Regions from separate parts of the Homo sapiens genome. Here region 1 is linked to region 2. Evidence: read pairs that join two places in POLR2A ChIA-PET (ENCODE). Cell type or tissue: Panc1. All regions are shown on one strand.

The links. ChIA-PET counts read pairs that join two places held together with the same protein. Peaks named below come from ENCODE experiments on the same cell type or tissue, not always from the same donor. Only the 100,000 strongest peaks of a DNase experiment are listed, where the experiment ranks them.
Region 1: POLR2A ChIA-PET joins it to region 2 with 5 read pairs; 2 of 35 experiments call an interaction of 5 or more read pairs at or near these places.

What each region holds. Positions count from the first base shown.
Region 1 is chr7:83,480,042-83,482,541 of GRCh38, reverse strand. The region is part of intron 2 of SEMA3E (semaphorin 3E); the gene reads left to right. It overlaps LOC105375378 (a long non-coding RNA gene), which reads left to right and starts at 293. Exons shown (of 3, transcript XR_927716.3): 1 at 293-303. In Panc1, no CTCF peak of the experiment used is centred here; no DNase peak of the experiment used is centred here.
Region 2 is chr7:83,587,434-83,589,933 of GRCh38, reverse strand. All of the region lies in intron 1 of SEMA3E (semaphorin 3E), which reads left to right. Among named protein-coding and RNA genes, the nearest start is that of SEMA3E, 60 kb to the left of the region's middle. In Panc1, no CTCF peak of the experiment used is centred here; a DNase peak (open chromatin) is centred at 1,063; H3K27ac peaks cover 368 bases.

The DNA.
Region 1 (2,500 bases), 110 kb after region 2:
GCAGGCTGGAGTGCAGTGGTGCAATCTCGGCTCACTACAAGCTCCGCCTCCTGGGTTCACGCCATTCTTCTGCCTCAGCCCCTGAGTAGCTGGGACTACAGGCACCCGCCACCACACCCGGCTAATTTTTTGTATTTTTAGTAGAGACGGGATTTCACCCTGTTAGCTGGGATGGTCTCAATCTCCTGACCTCGTGATCCACCCGCCTCGGCCTCCCAAAGTGCCGGGATTACAGACGTGGGCCACTGCGCCTGGCCTCTTGCAAATCTTACTGTGCTTATTATCACAGCCACTTTCAGACTAGTTATTGTTGAATTTCGTTTAGGTTAATTTTGTCTCCCTTCTTCTTACCCTTACATCCCAAGCCACCTATCCACCACCTACCCACTTCTCCTCTGGCAAACAGGGTAAGAATCCTGTTTCACAGTGTGGCAGTAATTGCAACCTTGGCTGCACATTAGTAAACACCTAAGGATTGTGTAAATAATATCTGTGTTTAGGCTCTACCTCTAAACTGATGTGAGGACTAAATAGTGGTACTTTTTGAAACTCTCCCAGGTGATTGTAATGTGCATGAGGGTTGTGAAATGCTGGGGTATTAACTATCCTTGCTGGTCTTGGAAATACCAGTCCTATATGTGGTACTAAATAATTATTTTCTAAATAATAACCAGAACTTATATGAATATGCACACTTATAAGAATAATTTTTCCATACAACTTTGAAATAGATAAGAATCTGTAATTTAATAAACTTATTGTATTGTATTAGTGTTTTTAGATAATGGCTTTGCTTTCTAAATTATTTAACTCACTGCATTTCCCAGACCATGTGATCATACTCTTTCCCAATGAACTTCTGCTCTGTTGCACGTATATAACATTCATTAAAGACCCTAAACCCTCACTATAAATTGCAAAACTCAGTGCTGATGCTAAAGCATACTCTTCACTCTAAAACTTCCAATTTAGTAACTCCATTTGCGTTATCTAATGTGAGAATCTCCCACCTCCTCAAAGAGAATAGTTTTTGCATTTTACTCTATGTAAAAGTCTCTAAAATCCCCAGATAATGTAAGACTTCTTAGATGAGAATTTTGATTTCAATCAAATTCTGATTTAACGTTTTAAGAAATTGAAAAAAAACGTGTTTTTGTTTTATTTATTTATTTATTTATTTTGCTTTCTCTAGTGTCCTTTAGTGCAAAAAGACCTTGGGCTGAACTAAAGAAAACTATTGTCTAAGTAAAAAATTAAAGCATCTGAGACTTTCTGATCATAATGTGACAATATCAGGATCTTGTATGGATAGAATACTTGGAAAGGGAAAAACAAAACATCCTCGTAGACATTTTTCGCTTGATTGACCATAGATTCAACCCACATCTGCATTTGTCTCTTAAAAAAAAGTGTTTATAAGCTTCAAAGTCTCTAAATTGGGATGGGGCTCTAACCATTGGCATTCATGGCTATTCATGTTTAAATTGCCGTTCATTTTTCTTTTATTAAAAGAGTCCTCATTAAGTTTTCTTTCACTTACTATTCAATTATTAAATATAGTTTTATATTGAGGAAGAACATCTAATCTATTAATAGATAATTTGAAAATAAATGTATATGTTTCTTCCCACACCCATTCCCTGCAATTTATTTATAACTTGTAATTTCAAGATGCGACCAGAAGAGATAATGATATTTTATTATGTTATGACTAGATTTTCTGGTTAGGAGCTTTCATTAAGCAGAATTAAATTTTATTTCTACATAATGCATAGTTATTTAAACTTCAGTTGCTGGTAAAATTTAATTGAACTTAAGTCTAAGAAGACTTAAATAGATTCAGTAAAATTGTTAAGTTTTAAATAGCTAAAAAAGCAATTCATAGAAAATTGAATATTTTAGCTATATCAAAAATATATTTAGGGAAATCCAAAAACAAAAATAATAACTACAAAATATCTTGCTATTTTGTTACAGCCAACCCACTATTTACACAACTATTCTGTTAGCTGTAATTCAAACAATTCTTTGAAGAAAAAAAAAGTATAGAAAAAACATTCCCTGTGACTTTAAAACATCTTAATACTAATAGCGTTTTATTTATTTATTTATTTTAGACAGAGTCTCACTCTGTCACCCAGGCTGGAGTACAGTGGCACGAACTCGGCTCACTGCACCCTCTGCCTCTAGGGTTCAATTGATTCTCCTGCCTTGGCCCCTACAAGTGTGTGCCACCACACCCAGCTAATTTTGTTTTGTAATTTTGGTGGAGACAGTTTCACCATGTTGGCCAGGCTGGTCTCGAACTCCTGACCTCAGGTAATCTACCTGCCTAGGTCTCTCAAAGTGCTAGGATTACAGGCGTGAGCCACTGTGCCCAGCCTATAATGGCATTTTAAAATAGTGGTTGTGATAATATTGTTTAGTCAGCTAAAATTAGTATTAACCAAAAATAAAATTCCTCTGAATATTATGCATGGTAAGATTTTCCACATTGCAC
Region 2 (2,500 bases):
AGGGTATACAGAAATTTGATACTTAATAAAAGCATTAAGGTTTTTAGACCAAGCATGCATTGTTGAGCCACTTTGAAACCAGGTATTTCTGGATCATTCATATTTGAATGATCCAATACAATAACTACTAGCCACATGTGGCTATTGGGCACTTGAAGTGTAACTTTAGTCAAAGTGAGATGTGCCATAGAGTGTAAAATACATACTCCATTTCAATAAATAAAAATATCTTATTAATAAGTTTTGATATTAGTTACATATTGAAATAATATTTTGGATATATTGGGTTAAAATATATTTAAAATAATTTTCATCTGATTCTTATTTATTTATTGTTAATGTTGCTCACAAACGATGTAAAGTTTTATATGTGGTTTAAATCTGTGATTCACATTCTATGTCTACTTTATGGCTCAGGCCTAGATGTCTCGTGAGTGGGGAAGGTTAGATTGCAGTCTCCATAAGCGCTGAGCAACCCCATGTGAAAATCAGTGACTGGATGTGCTTGGTTTGAAGTTATATCTATGAAACTCAAATCTTTAAGTCTCTCAGGAATAAGATTAATTTTTAATCTCATAGATAATTATACTCTGGATAGATATCTGGATAAATAATAATCTCAGGTAGGAAAGAAACTCACTCTGAAGAAACAAGAGAGGAGTGTAAAAAAAAGGAATAATTATTTGTCAGAAATCTGAAGAAAGAAAGTGTTGAGAGTAGCAGGAAACCCTGCCAATCTGATTACCTTCTGGCCTAGCCATTATAATAAAGATGGAGTCAAATTATAATTAACTTAAGAAAATGATAATTGGCTGAGCCAATGAAGTACTCAGAGCTGAGGCGGCGCTTGATGCTAATCTAATAGTTAATTGAACACAGATGTGAAGGAGAGCTCTCCTTTCCAATTCCTGCGCTTCAGCTTAGTGAGCAGTCCAGATGAGGGAAGTGACAACATCACCTCCTTAGGAAGTTTCAAAAGATGTCACCACAGAGACTCAAGAGCTTTTCAGCCTTTCTTGGGGGCATCTAAGGAGCAGCATGCTATAGCTGAAAGATCCCCCAGGAGCTTCAAGAAGTAGCCCTAGGGATTTGGGGATGAGGTTTTCAGATTATACAGTTGCGCTCTGGGTAAGCTTTTGTGTTTTCTTGCTTTTTATTGTTATGACTCATTTACTTTTCATGCTACTGTGATTCAAGGTAAATATGTACTACAATTTAAAACATTTAGGATCAAAATTAAATCATTTTAAGGTGAGTAGGATAGAGGAAAAAGGTTCAAACACTTAAATTTTAAGCTATTTGGAAATGCATCTATAGTAATGAGTGACTTCTGTGATGTGCTTTACTACTTTGAAGTATTAACAGATGGCATTGCTTTAATATTCTAATTATACACTGGAGATTCTTCACATTAACTGGGTATTCCCTCTTTCTCTGACCAAGCCATGCTTAGATCACTCAGTACTGCTTTAGAATGCCAGTTCTTAATGTTCACCTGCCCAGGTTTTCAACTACAGAGATTTTTACAATTCTTCTTCTTCTTCTTTTTTTTTTTAGACAGAGTCTTGCTCTGCCACCAGGCTGGAGTGCAGTGGCACGGTCTCAGCTCATTGCAAACTCCGTCTCTGGGATTCATGCAATTATCCTGCCTCAGCCTCCGAGTAGCTGGGATTACAGGTGCCCGCCACCATGCCCAGCTAATTTTTGTATTTTTAGTGCAGACAGGGTTTCACCATGTTGGCAAGGATGGTCTCAATCTCCTGACCTCATGATCCGCCTGCCTCAGGCTCCCAAAGTGCTGGGATTACAGGCATGAGCCACCGCGCCGGCCTCAGCTTCTTTAAACTTGTGATAATCAAGTATTATATCCAGCATAAAAACAGAGAAACTTTAAAAATCATCAAGTAAAAGATTATTAGTATAAATATTGTCAGTTTTTACACAAAATATAATTAATTTAAATACATAATAAGCAAATTAATCTAGTGATAACTGAAGTATAAAAGGTTATAAAAATATAGAATTTATTCCTGCTTAAGAATAGCATTTAAATATTTTAATTATATAAATCATTCTTGAATACTTTATTGGGTTGAAAAAATTACACAACATAGTTGCATATCTTGCCACTGAAATTCATCTTCATTCCTTTCATATAATCATGATTATTAAATATTTATATTTATACTGTCATTTTTCTGAACAATATTATATATTTACAAATATACTGTGTATAATTATGGGTATCTATAATGTATTTACACAACCATATATCCACAACTTTTTATATATATACAAATGGTTTTTAGTTTTTTTCTACTATTTTTTCTAAGTGCTGAGATTACAGGCCCGAGCCACCATGCCTTGTCTAATGCAAGTTATTTTTAAAAGCCAAAGCAAGGTTTATTTTTAGAGGAAAGCAATCTCTCTTTAAATGTACAACTTCTAAGACCAACTTGATGACTTCTAAGTGGAAGACTTTCATCCACGTAACTTTTTT